Linked DNA regions of Homo sapiens: region 2 is linked to region 1. Evidence: read pairs that join two places in POLR2A ChIA-PET (ENCODE). Cell type or tissue: CD4-positive, alpha-beta T cell. All regions are shown on one strand.

Region 1 (8,000 bases):
AAACAATTTTAGGGCTTTCGGTAAATGTTGCCAGATTATTTTTTTGAAGGATACGTGTACTTAGCTCATATACCAACAGCAGGCATGAGGTGAGCATGTACTTTTGAACCAGGTAGGGTTCAACTCATCTTAGAAATACTGTACTGGGCTTAAATATTAACACATGCCTTGCACTTAATCACAGGGTTGCAGACTTGACACTGAGCAAATATCTAATGCAGTTTATCAAATGTTTCATTATATTTTATCTGGCTATTTTTTATTTTCATTTAAAAATTTTTATTATACAGTCTTTCGTTCGTTCGTTTGTTCTTTCTTTCTTTCTTTTTCTTTTTCCTTTTTCTTGAGACAAGGTCTCACTTTGTCACCCAGGCTGGAGCACAGTGACATGATCACGGCTCACTGCAGCCTCCAACTCCTGGGCTCAAGCATACTTCTTCATCTCAGCCTCCCAAGTAGCTGGGACTACAGGTGCACGCCACCATATCCTGCTGATTTTTTAACTTTTTGTGGAGACATGGTCTCCCTATGTTGCCCAGGCTGGTCTTGAACCCCTGGGCTCAACCAGTCCTCCTGCCTCTGCCTCCCAAAGTGTTGGGATTACAGGCTTGAGCCATTGTGCCCAGTCTATTGTATAGTTTTAAAAAACAAAACCAAAAGGCTAATAAATGGCACCCCTTTGCAAGCTCTTCCCCCTCCTTTCTTTTTCTTCCCAGTGTCTCCTACTTCTCTGACCTAGTTGACAGCATTATACTTTTGGATGTTGGTAGCATGTATAAAGTACATTATTACATAACAAGTTAATATAACATAATAGTTTCAAGGGTTTTGCCACTTAATTATACTAAGTTACTTAACCTCTCAATGCCTTATCTGTAGATTTTGTTTTTGATAGGGTGGGATAGTAATAGTAACTACAAGGTTTCACAAGGTTGTGAAATTGAATGAGAAATACATGGCACTTTAACAAGTCACTATGGATTATTTAATTTCTTTTCTTCTTCTTCTGCTGCTGCTTCTCCCTGCCCGCCCCTACCCTTTTTTTTAGAGACAGGGTCTTGCTCTGTTGTCCAGGCTAGAGAGAAATACAATTTATTTACTCCCAGTAAGGAAAATCTTAGAAATGTTAAAAAAAAAAAAAAAAAAAAAAAAGAAAAGTAATTCAAAGGATGAAAAATGACTATTTGCATAATATTTACCACAGTATTATATAGTGACAAGAAATGAGACCAACAACTAGATTAAGTTTTGGTATACATATCAACAAAATCAACTAAAGCAACGTGATATATATATATATCGCACATACACACACACGCACACGCACACACACACACACATATATATATATATATATATATTTTTTTTTTTTAAGACAGAGTCTCACCCTCTTACCCAGGCTGGAGTGTAGTGGCACGATCTCGGCTCACTGCATCCTCTGCCTCCAGGGTTCAAATGATTCTCACATCTCAGCCTCCTGAGTAGCTGGGACTACTATGCATCACCACGCCCAGCTAATTTTTGTATTTTTGGTAGAGAGGGGGTGTCACCATGTTGGCCAGGCTGGTCTCGAACGCCTGACCTCAGGTGATCTGCCCTTCTGGGCCTCCTAAAGTGCTGGGATTCCAGGTGTGAGCCACTGTGCCCAGCCTTGTATACATTCACTTAAAAAATAAGTAGGAAAACTGTGCAATATGGAAACATGTACAAATGACGGAACATTGCCTAAAAGTTACTTTGCAATGACTCCATAATATTAGCTTGTTTTTTGTCTCGCCTTTCTCTCAAAAGAAAAAATACACCACCAAGAGCAACAATGACAAACAGCATGCCCAAAGTCACGCAGATGAGAAGTGATTGAAAAAAGGATGTCAACCCAAGTCCACACTTCTAATCCCTATACCACACTGCCTATGTTCCCACTAATAGTAATACACACATTATTAGGCACCTAGTGCACATAAAGCACTCTTTCTCCTTGGTACTAATAAGAACACACAAAAAAACACAATATAGGCCCCTTTCAAAATTTGCAATATAGTGCTTTACAGTATGCAGCTGCTGCTGGGTGTGGTGGCTCATGCCTGTAATAGCAGCACTTGGGGAGGCCGAGGTGGGCGGATCATGAGGTCAGGAGATCAAGACCATCCAGGCTAACACGGTGAAACCCCATCTCAAGTAAAAATACAAAAAATTAGCCGGGCGTGGTGGCACACGCCTGAAATCCCAGCTACTCGGGAGGCTGAGGCAGGAGAATCGCTTGAACCTGGGAGGCGGATGTTGCAGTGAGCCGAGATTGCACCATTGCACTCCAGCCTGGGAGACAGAGTGAGACTCTGTCTCAAAAAAAAAAAAGGAATGACTGCATACCAATACAAAGTATAAACACTGCTAATCCAAATCTAGTGCTTGATGCTTAAATGGTATAACTGCGTCTCATACATGTGATCAATTCTAAAGCCACAGAAAATTACAGGCACTAAGATGATGAAAGCAGCAATTTAGGATATCATTTGAAATCTACATCTGTGAGCTACAGTTCTTCAACAGGCTGGAGAAACAGACCATCTAAGTCAAGCATGCTGTGGCTATAAGGAACATTTATTCAGATAGTATTTGGTCCCTATTCTTTGCCACATAAACAGAGAGGAAAACATTTAAATTCTAAAGTATCATTATATCCACACATAATAGTGATAGTTAAAACATAAGCCAGGTGCAGTGGAGCATGCCTGTAGTCCCAGCTACTTGGGAGGCTGAGGCAGGAGGATCATTTGAGCCCAGAAGTTGAAAGGCTGTACTGTGCTATGATCACAACTGTGAATTACTTTTTGTTTTTTACATTTCAAAGATTTGGCTTACTGGGCAAAGGGGGCGAGTATTTTTATGTCGTTTAATCTCTGTTGTCACTGTTGTTTTCTTAGTGGAATAACTGGGATTTTAGTCTATTGTTCTCTGAGATGAATCAGTTGTCAGAGCTATAGAGTTTTATAGAAAACTTATTGGCATAGTTTGTTCATTCAGCAAGTATTTTTGGACCTGAAGCCTAGTAATGAGGAAACAAAGATAAATATGATGAAGTTAGTCCTTGCTTTCTAGGAGCTTGGTCACAGTCTAGTGAGGAAGGATAATTTCTAACATTTAATTTATACTTTTGAAGAACACCTTGTGGGTTAGATAAAACAACCCGAATTGCCAGTTTTCAGCTTCTGAGATAAGCTATATCAAGGTGTTATATTCATTGGTCATTTGGTTGCTAGAAATTAACTTAAGCAAAACAGATTTATTAGTAGTAGAAGGTTATAGAGCTGGGTATCCCTTAGACCCCAGTTAGGCCTTAAGGAGGCCTACTGAGGTAGAAACCGGAAATTCAGGAATCACAGTAGCATTGTTCTCTTGTGGATCATTGAGCAACTGTTTCCAGTGCTGTGAAATAAAGTTTTCTAAAAAGGAGAAGTGGGAAGGAAGGAAATTGTATTTCTGCCACAGAGGTTGTGAACAAAGTACTCCCTACAGAAGGGAGTTACACAGTTTTCCTCCAGTTTAACTGCTGTTAAAATGGTATCTTGTTTCAGTTGATATGTCTTGATTGGTAGTGAGATTGAACTTAATATTTTTATCAAGAGCCCAAAGCCAATTTTTCTTGACGTCTGTATCTTAGACATGAGAATATATGGTAGTGATGTTAATTCTTGTTACATTTGATGAAACTATTTCCACCGTCATATTTTTTCTTTTATATATTTGAATATTTTCCATTGTATAAAGTTTTATGCTTTTATTGAATTCAATACCAGTTGTTCTTTATATTTTATTTATTTTCTTATCAGATGGGTCATATGCTGATGTCATAACAAGGTTTGAGAGAGGCACCTCTTGTGTGTGAGCACCCAGTCATCACACTTAAGAACTACAAAAGAATCACATTCTTACAGAGTCTCACTCTGTTGTCCCGGCTGGAGTATAGTGGCGCAATCATAGCTCACTGCAGCCTGGAACTCCTGGGCTCAAGTGATCTTCCCACCTCTGCCTCCTAAATAGCTAGGACTTCAGGCACACTTCAGTATGACTGGCTCTTTATGATACTTTAATGAGTATAAGTCTTTAAAAGTTACTGCTTTCTGAAGTTCAAGTACTCTAATTTTAGTGTGATTCAACTGATTTTATTTCTAAATTTTATATATTTTATCTTTCATATTGAAGCATAACACATACTGAAAAGGCACACAAAGTAGTGCTCAGTAAGTTATTATAAACTCTGACCTGTGTAACGACCACTGAGACAAGAAATAGAATATTGCCAGCACTTCAAACACTCTCCTTCCCCATCAGTCACTACCTTCTCCATGCTCCCCAAAGTAACCATTATTCTGATTTAGTTATGCCTGTTTTTGAGTTTGATATAAATGGATCCACGCATTATATATTTTGTATCTAGATATTTTTGCCCCACATATTATTTGTAAGATTCATCCACATTATTTTCTGAAACTGTAATTTTAATTGCACTATAATATTACTTTGTGTGAATGTACTACATTTTATACTTTGTTGATTGACATTTGGATTGTTTCCACTTGACAAAATATTAATAATGGTATTATGAACATGTTTATACCTGTCTCTTCATACATTATATTTGTTTTTTGTTTTTTTTTTTTTGAGACAGAGTCTCACCCTGTTGCCCAGTCTGGAGTGCTATGGCACAATCTCGGCTCACTGCAGCCTCCGCTTCCCGGGTTCAAATGATTCTCCTGCCTCAGCCTCCCGAGTAGCCGGGATTACAGGTGCCCGCCACCATGCCCAGCTAATTTTTGTATTTTTAGTAGAGACAGGGTTTCACCATGTTGACCAGGCTGGCCTCGAACTCCTGACCTCGTGATCCACCCGCCTTGGCCTCCCAAAGTGCTGGGATTACAGGTGTGAACCACTGTGCCCGGCCTTTTTTTGTTTGTTTGTAGTCTGTGTCTTGCTCTGTCGCAGTGGTGCGATCTCGGCTCACTGCAACCTCTGCCTCTTGGATTCAAACGATTCTCCTGCCTCAGCCTTTCCAGTAGCTAGGACTACATGCGTGCATCTCCACGCCTGGCTAATTTTTGTGTTTTTGTTAGAGACGGGTTTCACCATGTTGGCCAGGCTGGTCTCGAACTCCTGGCCTCAAGTGATCTGCCCATCTTGGCTTCCTAAAGTGCTGGGATTATAGGTGTGAGCCACCGTGCCTGGCTGTAAGATGGTATCTGTGTGGTTTTAATTTTTCATTTCCCTGATGACTAAGGATGTTTACCACTTTTTCATAAAGTTTATTGGCCTTTTCGTTATCCTTTGTGAAGTGCTTGTTCAAATCTTTTGTTCATTTGTCTGTTGTGTTTGTCTTTTAAAAACCATACTTGAAGGCATTCTTTTTGTATTTTGGATGAGAAGTCTTATTTTTTATTAAAACTTTTTCCCCCTATTCTGTGGCCTGCTTTTGTCTTCTCTTTATGGTATTTAAGAAGCCTTTTCTTATCTCAAGTTCATAAAAATGTTTTCCCATATTTTCTGTTTTTAATATAGGCATTATAGCTGTAAATTTCCCTCTAAGCACTGATTTAGTTCATTCCATAAGTTTTGATATGTTGCCTTTTTGTTTTTATTCATCTCAAGTATTTTCTAATTTTTCTTTTTATTTCATTTGACCCATTATTTATTTAGGAATATGTTAATTTCTGCATATTTGTGAATTTCTCGATTTTTTTTCTGTTACTGAGTTCTAATTTAATTCTATTGTGATCAGAGAACGTACTTTGTATCCTTTTTATCCTTTTCAGTTTGTTGATGCTGGTTTTATGGTCTAGCATAGATCATCTATCCTGGAGAATGTTCCATGTGTGCTTTTTTAGAAAAATGTGTATTGTGTTGTTGGGCAGAACGTTCTCTAGCTGTCTTTTCCATCTAGTTGATTATAGTGTTTGTTTTCTGTTTCCTTATTGATCTTCTGCCTAGTTCTATTCATTATTGAAAGTGGGCCATTTAATTCTTCCAACTATTGTTCTTGGCTTGTCTATTTCTCCCTTTAATTCTGTCAGTTTTGCTTCATGTAATTTGGGGCTCTGTCATAAAGTGCAAGTGATTAGAATTCTTATATCTTCCTAATAAATTGACCCTTAATTGTTTTAAAATGTTTCTCTTGACCTCTCAAAACACCAGTTTTTAAAAGTTTGTCTGATACTAGTATATTCATGCCAGCTCTTTTGCATGGTATGTTTTTTCCCATCCATTTACTCTTATCCTGTCCCGTTTGTATTTTTGAATCTAAAATATGTCTTAAGTAGACAGCGTTTAATTGGATCTTATTCTTTTAAAACCCAATCTGGTAATTTCTGCCTCTTGAGTGTATTATTTAATCCATTCACATTTAGTGTTACTGATAGGGTTAAATTTGTCTGCCACTTTGTTTTGTTTTCTATAGGTCTCATTTCTCTTTTGTCCTCTTTCCCTCCTCTACTGCTGTCTTTTGCATTACATGAGTATTTCCCAGTGTAACATTTTAATTTCTTTAATCATTTTAAAACTATATTTGAATTACTAGTGATTACTGTAGGGTTTACATTTATATATCTTAGCTTATCAGAGTCTACTTCATAGCTACATTAATTCTTGCAATATATAGAAACTTTAGTCCTGTATAGCTCTACTATTCCACCTCCCCCACCTTTTTTTTTTTTTTTTTTTTTTTTTTTTTTTTTTTTTTTTTTTTTTTTTTTTTGGAGATAGAGTCCCACTCTTCTGCCCAGTCTGGAGTGCAGTGGTGTGATCTTGGCTCACTGCAACCTCTGCCTCCTGGGTTCAAACAATTCTCATGCCTCAGCCTCCCGAGTAGGTGGGGATTACAGGCATGTGCCACCACACCCAGCTAACTTTTTGTATTTTAGTAGAGATGGGGTTTCACTGTGTTGACTGGGCTGGTCTTGAATTCCTGACCTCAAGTGATCCTCCCACCTTGGCCTCCCAAATGTATCTTTTGATGAAACTGAGATAAGGAAAATACATTTTATAGTTTTTGTACTAACCTTACTTGTCTATTCATTTACCATTTGATATCATTTCCTTACTTTCAGTAAAGTTTGTCACTACTGACCCCTTTGTCCATTCGTGCATTCATTCATTCATTCCTTCATTCAGTCATTCATTTATTGAGAGACGGAGTCTCGATTTGTCGCGCAGGCTGGAGTAGTGGCATGATCTTGGCTCAATGCAACTTCTGTCTCTGAGTTCAAGTGATTCTGGGTTCAAGCGAATCCCTCCGGAGTAGCTGGGATTACAGGTGTGAGCCACCATGCTCAGCCCTGATTTCTGATTTGACTCCATTCTAGTAAGATTTAAATCCCTAAGACTTAAGTTCTTGGAAATTTGAGACTTGCTTTATGGTTCAACATATGGTCTTTTTGGGTAAACATTCCTTGTGTACAACAACAAAATATTTATAGACTACAGTTGTTAGATGTGGTGTAATATGTTCTATCAAGTTTGTTTCTGTTTCAGATTTTTACTGCTTTTGCATTTGTTTGCTCCTATTCAGACAAAGGTTTGTTAAAATATCCCCAAATGATTATAACATTTGTCTCTCTGTTTAATTTGTCAGTTTTTGTTTTATATATTTTGATTATGTTAAAGTGCTGACAAGTCAAGGTTTTTTTAAATCTACCTGGTGAATCAAACTTTTTATTATTGTGACGTGTCCCTCTTTATCTCAGTATTGCATTTTACCTTGTAGTGTTTTTAATCTAGTGTTAAGGCAGATACACTAACTTTCATTTGGTGTTTGCATGCTACAGCTTTTTCCATTCTTTCAGCTTTCGCGTTTTAGCCATATCTTTTAAGTTGCATATACTAGTTTAAATAAACTAGTTTGACCATGTTTGTTCTTTAATTGGAACATGTAGTACATTTACATTTAATATACTTGCTGATATGTTTAAATTGATATTCCTAATAAATGATTTCTGTTTATCCTGTTTGAA
Region 2 (8,000 bases), 390 kb before region 1:
GGAGTCTTAGATGAGTGAACTTGAACATCTACATACAGAAAAAAAAAATACTCAGGATTTCAACACTCGAAAAGCAAATTATGAACAATGAACCACAGTAGCATTTTCTCCCCAATCTGGATCATATTATATCAAAAATTCCCAAAATAAAAACTCATCTCTGATATTAAAAGTCAAGAGTAGGCTGGGCGCAGTAGCTCACACTTGTAATCCCAGCACTTTGGGAGGCTGAGGCAGGCAGATCATTTGAGGTCAGGAGTTCAAGACTAGCATGGCCAACATGGTGAAACTCTGTCTCTGCTAAAAATACAGGCTGGGCGTGGTGGCTCATGCCTGTAATCCCAGCACTTTGGGAGGCCAAGGCGGGTGGGTCACTTGAAGTCAGGAGTTTGAGACCAGCCTGGCCAACATGGTGAAACCCCGTCTCCACTAAAAACACAAAAATCAGCTGGGCATGGTGGTGCATGTCTGTAATCCCAGCTGCTTGGGAGGCTTGAGGCAGGAGGATCGCTTGAACCCGGGAGGCGGAGGTTGCAGCGAGCAGAGATAATACCACTGCACTCCAGCCTGGGCAACAGAACCAGACTCTGTCTCAAAAAAACCCAAAAAATTAGCTGGGCATGGTAGCATGTGCTTATAATCCCAGCTACTTGGGGAGACCGAGGCAAGAGAATCGCTTGAACCCGAGAGGCAGAGGTTGAGGTAAGCTGAGATCGCACCATTGCACTCCACCCTGCCTGGGTGACACAGCAAGACACTGTCTCAAAAAAAAAAAAAAAAAAAGAGTAACTATCATGATATCATGACTCAAAGGAGTTACAAGGGTTGCTGGGGGGGTTCTGATGTGCACAGAATATTGCTTCTTGTTCTGGGTACCCGGATGTGTGCATGTGATAAACACACATCCCTTCCGATTTAGGTACTTTTATGCATGTATGTTGTTCTTCAGTAAAAAGTTTACTTTTAGAAAGTGTGGGGGCCAGGCACAGCGGCTCATGCTTGTAATCCCAGCACTTTGGGAAGTCAAAGTGGGTAGACTGCTTGAGCCCAGGAGTTCAAGACCAGCTTGGGCAACCCAGTGAAACCTCATCTCTACAAAGAAATACAAAAATAAACCACACCTGGCAGTGTGTGCCTATAGTCCCAGCTACTCAGCAGGCTGAGGCAGGAGGATTGCTTGAGCCCAGGAGGTGGAGGTTGTAGTGAGCTGAGATCGAGCCACTGCACTCCAGCCTGGACAACAGAGCAAGACTCTGTCTCAAAAATAAATAAATAAAGCCAAAAATTCAAAGACAACCGTGTTCCCAGTGAAGACTTCTTACTCTTTTCTGTCTCAAAAATAAATAAATAAAGCCAAAAATTCAAAGACAACCGTGTTCCCAGTGAAGACTTCTTACTCTTTCTAATGCTATGAAGCATCACAGAGAAATGTGTCAAATTTGCTGTAAAACTGAACTTTGCCCCCTCTGAGTGTCAAAACTTGATTTTTAAAAACCTTTTACATTTACGCAAATTGGCTGCACGCTAGCTTTCCCTGTCCAGCAGTAGAATGAATAGAATATATTCAGTCTTTTATTGATCATTTGGGGTCATCAATCAAACACCAATTATTATCCTGTTACTCTAAAGGGAAGCCCTTAGGGGTTTCTGAAGCAGGAGAGGTGCTCACCTCTGATCCAAATGAGCCCATACAATTATGGTTTGAGAGTCCCTGGGTCTCTCTCAGAGTTTTTCTATCTCGTTTTGTTTCTGGCTTGAGTTAGGGCACCTACTTCCAACCTCTCTCCTCCATCACTTTGTCTCATCCTTGGTTCCCACCAGCTCTAAGTTTTAGCTTATAAAATGTCTTATTTTTATTTATTCATTCATCTATTTTGAGACAGGGTCTCACTCTGTCACCCAGGCTGGAGTGTAGTGGCGCAATCTTGGCTCACTGCAACTTCTGCCTCCTGGGCTCAAGCCATCCTCCCATCTCAGCCTCCACTGTAACTGGGATTACAGGTGTGTGCCACTACACCCAGCTAACAGCTTATAAAATTTTATGTTGCTGAAAATCTTAACATCTGTTAAATCTGGGTCGTGGGTACTTAGGGATCTATTATGTTTTTTCTTATGGTTGAAAGAGCTCATTCCAGTTTTAAAGTTAAAACAATATTTCCATAAGCCTGCAAACCCACTAGCCAATTAGTCTTACCTACTCAATAGGTGGCTCGCAGAGATTTGAGGGGCTCTCACAGAAGTGAGGCAGGTGACCTCTAGCACATGGAGTTTTCACAGCATCTATCCTGGCTACATAGAGGCTCTGCTGCAAAGCTCAATATGCTTCAAAATGCTCTCTGGATAAATGAAGGATAAATGCAAAATGTTGCATTTGCATAAGCTGTTTACATGCTTTTTAAAATGTATAAGTAACTGAAATATGGTGGACTTTGGGAGAAAAGGGCAATCTTAACAAACCAAGCCATATTTCCTAAACAAGAATCTATTCTCAACAGTTATAAAAACTGCCTGGAGAGCGGAATTTAAATATTTCTTGCTTCTTTGGCTTGGCACTTACCTAGACACCATTCCTGAGGTTCAATGAGAAGGAAGAAAAAGGTCCCCTAAGCCCACAAGAAGGGGAAATGGTATAAAACAGCTACTTGTGACGGAAACAAGGCTTTGCTGTTAGAGGCTGTAGTTGGCATTCCATTTCTCCCAGAAAATGAGGGGAAATACAAACATTATAGATGAGAAATACACTTTAAATCCTTTAAAAGAAAAGATATTGATGGTGGAACATGCTAGCATGACAAACTTAAAAAGAAAGAAAGGGAGGGAGGAAGAAGTGAATACCTGTGTATAATTATCTTAAGACAATGAAGAGAAAAATACAGTAACTTGAATTTGGGTTTAATTATTAGAAAATGTCGGCTGGGTGTGGTGGCTCACGCCTGTAATCCCAGAACTTTGGGAGGCCAAGACAGGCGGATCTCTTAAGGTCGGGATTTCAAGACCATCCTGGCCAATGTGGTGAAACCCTGTCTCTATAAAAAAATAGAAAAATTAGCCGGGCATGGTGGCTCACACCTGTAGTCCCAGTGAGCCACTGCACTCCAACCTGGGCAACAGAGCTGGAGTTTCTGTCTCAAAAAAAAAAAAAAAAAGAAAGAAAGAAAGAAAAGAAAAGAAAATGTCTCAGCTCCTTGTTGCATAACCAAAACTTGGGAATATGTGAAAATGTATACTCTCTAAAATGTAATCTCTGGTTTGACACCAGCTTTCCATCCATATACCATTACAAAACTATTTATATACACAAGTTTGTCTTAGAGCAGGCAATGCAAATTTAGAATCTGTCAAAGTGTGTGTGGTAGGGGAAGAGTGCTTAGAGGGAGAGAAATGTCCCCAAACATGGAAAACATTTTGACTCTAGTTCTTCTGTGTTTAAATCTTGTGATTCATGAAGGCGGGAACATGTCTATCTTGTTCACTGTCACATCCCAGTATTTAGCATAGAGCTTGGCATATAGTAGGAATTCAGTAAGTATGTTTTTGTTTTTGTTTTCTGAGACAGAGTCTCTCTCTTTGCACCCAGGCTAGAGTGCAGTGGCGGGATCTCGGCTCACTGCAACCTCGGATTCCCGGGTTCAAGCAATTCTCATGCCTCAGCCTCCAGAGTAGCTGGGATTACAGACCAGCACTACCATGCCCGGCTAATTTTTGTATTTTTAGTAGAGATAGAGTATCACCATGTTGGCCAGGCTCGTCTCGAACTCCTGACCTCAAGTGATCTGCCCACCTTGGCCTCCCAAAGTGCTGGGATTACAGGCGTGAGCCACCATGCCCGGCCCAAATAATTCTAAATAAAGCACAGGAATAATTGCTAATAAAGCACAGTAGTTCATTCAGTATTGCCAGCAAATGAGCAAATCCTCTTTTACTTTTTTTAAAATTTATTTTTTTAATTTAGAGACTTGACAATTAAAAATTGCATATATTTGTGCTATACAACATGTTTCCATACACACACACACACACACACACACACACACACACACATCGTGAAATGGTTAAATCAAGCTAATTAACATATCCATCACCTCACATACTTATTTTTTAGTCTTCTTTTTTTTTGAGACAGAGTCTCACTATGTCGCCCAAGCTGGAGTGCAGTGGCATGATCTTGGCTCACTGCAACCTCTGCTTCCTGGGCTCAAGATATTCTCCTGCCTCAGCCTCCCAAATAGCTGGGATTACAGGTGCACACCACCATGCCCGGCTAATTTTTGTATTTTTTTGTAGAGACAGGGTTTTGCCGTGATGTTCAGGCTGGTCTCCAGCTCCTGGGCTCAAGTGATTCTCCTGCCTCAGCCTCCCAAAGTGCTAGAATTACAGGCATAAGCCACCATGCCAGGCCCATAAAATGCACAAATCAAAAAACTCAAGAAAAATTGTACTGCTGATGCAAGTATTAGCTAATAGAAGACCAAATGGCCCTTTCAAATAAGTAAAAAGCATTCTGCACTTGGACCCACTTAACAACTTGAAGTGAATTCAAAAATAAAATAAGAGTAAGTTATTGAGTTTGAAGTACACTGGAATTTTAAAACACTTATGAATTCTACTTAAACATGGTGTGCTCATTACACTTCCCTTCCCTCTTTGAATAAAGTATTATTTCACTCTCCTTGGCAGAATGCTCAGAACAGGATTATCAGTCTCCACAACTCATTTCCCTCTGCACGCAAGAGCTTACCAGATTCTATCCAAAGGACCTTAAGTTTAAATGAAAAAGCAGAGAATCTTCTTTAAATAAACTTCTTGAAAAGATTCCTGCAGTGGCTGTCAAAGAGAATCAGAGCTTTGAAACATGTCTGTGCATTCAAACTGTCTCACAGCACGAATGTCATGAAACTGAAAATCTCTGGAAAGTCAAAATGAAGGAAGTGATTCAGATGATTTGGAAGATATTTTTAGCCCTAGAAACATCTCTGAGTGATTAAAATCCTCGCAAAGGCAGCTACTTGGTACCAAATACATGTAGAAAAAGAAAAAAATTCAATTAATTGACTACACATTTAAAAATATTCAGAAATTGTGTGTTTTCAGAAAGATCAGCTATATTTTCTTGTGCCTCATATCAATATTATGACAGGTTAGAAAGAGTACTGGCTTTGATACTACCTGGTTGTCTGACCCTGGCCAGACATTTGGTCTCTAAAATGAAGGGTAGAACTTAAGGTCCCAGCCAGCTCTAAATATTTAAGGATCAATATAACCTACATTTCTAAACAAAACAACAAAAAACCCCATCATAATTTGAGCTGGGACGGTGCGGTGGTTCACAACTGTAATCCCAGCACTTTGAGAGGGGTGGAAGAATCACTTGGGCCCGGGAGGTCGAGGCTGCAGTGAGTCATGATTTCGCCACTACACTCCAGCCTGGCTGACAGAGCAAGACCCTGTATCAAAACAAACAAGCAAAAAGAAAGAAACCATAACTCGTGTCCAACCAAATTAAATGGGAACAGCTTGCAGACCGAGCTGTATCTTACTTGTTTTACACAGTGTCTGGTACACAGTAAGTACTTAATAAATATGTTAATTAAATGGATAGGATAATATGAAGAAATTGAATGAACAACAACAAAAACTTAGAAAAGTACAGCCAAAGTCTGTATAGTCATTTCAAAGCTTGTTTTGACCTTTTAAGGAAGTCTCTATATAAAGAAAAAAGTTATAACAAAGATTTCTAGTCTTTCTTTTTTTTTTTTTTTTTTGAGACAGGGTCTTGTTCTGTCCCCAGGCTGGAGTGCAGTGGCATGGTCATGGCTCACTGCAGCCTCAACCTCCCAGGCTCAAGTGATCTTCCAGCCTCAGCCTCCTGAGTAGCTGGGACTTACCAACACACACCAGCACGCCTGGCTAATTTTTGTATTTTTTTTTGTAGAGATGGGGTTTCACCATGTTGCCCAGGCTTGTCTCCCTACTTGGCTTCCCAAAGTCCTGGGATTACAGGCATGAGCCACTGTGCCTGGCCCTCTATCTTTCTTAAAAAGGAAGAATGTTCTACCTTTTAAGGGAAAAATTTAAAACCTTGCAAAGTCAAGTCAGAAAACCCTAGCAGGAGTCACCTGTAAACTGGAAGCTATGGACTGGAATTTGGTCCAAAGATGTTGTTTTGTTTGATCAGCCCAATGTTTTGGAGGTTTTGTTTTTGTGGCTGGTTTACTTTTTGTTTGAACCAATTTTTTAAAAACCTGGATTCTCTCGGGAGAATGAGAAGCCCTGGCAACCTTGAACTGGCATCCTCACGTAGCCACGATCCACTGGGGCTAAGTGGAAGCTTCCTGTTTTGCCAGGAGTGAGCACTCTCTAGTTCCCTACAGTTCCCACCTCTCACACAAGTGTACACCTATACTCTGCTGCATGAGGATTTGACCTTTAATTAACTGCCTTAGTAAACAGATAAGTGGTTTGTCACCAGTTATTAGGCAACGCTGGTTATAATAAAAACTGACCCAATTGGTAAACTGTGTCTGGACTGAGAGAAACAATGAAAAATCTGTAAATACCTGATGACGATGCCAATACTTTGGGCTTCCCAGAGTGCAGTGATAACTGTTATAGCCTATATTAATCCCCTAGAGCTACCATAACAAATTACCAGAAATCTAGTAACTTAAAACAACATATTTATTATCTCTCAGTTCTGGAGGCCAGAAATTAAAAATCAAGGTGTTATAATAGCAGGATGGTCCTGAGGGAGAAGCCATGCCATACCCTCTTCGGCCTCTAGGGGAGCCAACAATTCTCCATTTTCCTTGGCTTGTGGCCACATCACTCCAATCTCTGCCTGTCTTCACATAGCCTTCTTCTCTGTGTGTCTTTGTCTCAAATCTCCTTCTCCTTTCTCTTATAAGGGCACCAATCATAGGATTTAGAGCCCAGTCTAAATCCAGGGTGACCTCATCTTGAGATCCATAGTTAACATCTGCAAAGATCCTATTTCCAAGTAAGGTCACATTCATGGATACCTGGGATTAGGATTTAGACATACCTTTTTGGGGGGCACTGTTCAACCCACTACCTATCCCTTGCAGGGATCATAGAAGTAGGTATACAGAGTACTACAAAAGACAGTGGTTCCTATGGGGCAAGGGGACTTTAAGCTCTGATCTCACCAGTGCAGATCTCATCTCCTGGTGCCTGAGCTGTTACCTGAGGAAAGGATAGCTTACTGAGGGCTATGATGACTGCTGCTGCAAGGATGCCCACTGCCACTGCCCAGCCACTGTCCTGCCAGCAAGCTCTGACTTCTGTCCTACATCCTTCTGAGTAGACTGGTGTTCAGTATGGTCTTAATAGTCTCTCATGTCTTTTTTTTTTTTTTTTTTTTTTTTGAGACAGAGTTTCACTCTTGTTGCCCAGGCTGGAGTGCAATGGCATGATCTCAGCTCACCGCAACCTCTGTCTCCTGGGTTCAAGCGATTCTCCTGCCTCAGCCTCCTGGGTAGCTGGGATTACAGGTATGCACCACCCTGCCCGGCTAATTTTGTATTTTTAGTAGAGATGGGGTTTCTCCATGTTGGTCAGGCTGGTCTCGAACTCCCGACCTCAGGTGATCCACCTGCCTTGGCCTCCCAAAGTGCTGGGATTACAGGCATGAGCCACCGCCCCTGGCAGCAGTTTCTCGTGTCTGAATGTTTAGTTGAATCCAGAAAGACACCCTGGTGGGTGCTGTATACTAAATCTACTTCACCTATTTACTTTGTACTCCAATCCTTGTTGGTGTGACCCTCTGGTTTAAAGAACTGGCCAAACTTCCATCAATTTAGTAAATATTCATTGAATGTTTATTATGTGTTGGGTAATGCTATGGATACAGCATTGAAGAAAACAGACAAAATCCCTTCCTTCTGGGAGTTTATATTCTAGTAGGAGAAGACAGACAATAAATTAATAGTCAGTGATCAGAATTTAGATAATACTGTATTTTGAATTCAGAGTCTATAAGA

What was found. Peaks named below come from ENCODE experiments on the same cell type or tissue, not always from the same donor. Only the 100,000 strongest peaks of a DNase experiment are listed, where the experiment ranks them.
Region 2: POLR2A ChIA-PET joins it to region 1 with 19 read pairs; 3 of 35 experiments call an interaction of 5 or more read pairs at or near these places.

Annotation. Positions count from the first base shown.
Region 1 is chr2:171,142,252-171,150,251 of GRCh38, reverse strand. The region is part of intron 1 of TLK1 (tousled like kinase 1); the gene reads left to right. It overlaps LOC124906092, which reads left to right and starts at 6,747. Exons shown (of 1, transcript XM_047446755.1): 1 at 6,747-8,000. It also overlaps the pseudogene LOC124906168. In CD4-positive, alpha-beta T cell, no CTCF peak of the experiment used is centred here; no DNase peak of the experiment used is centred here; H3K27ac peaks cover 281 bases.
Region 2 is chr2:171,528,917-171,536,916 of GRCh38, reverse strand. The region is part of intron 1 of CYBRD1 (cytochrome b reductase 1); the gene reads right to left. Among named protein-coding and RNA genes, the nearest start is that of CYBRD1, 10 kb to the right of the region's middle. In CD4-positive, alpha-beta T cell, a CTCF peak has its summit at 6,806; no DNase peak of the experiment used is centred here; H3K27me3 peaks cover 380 bases.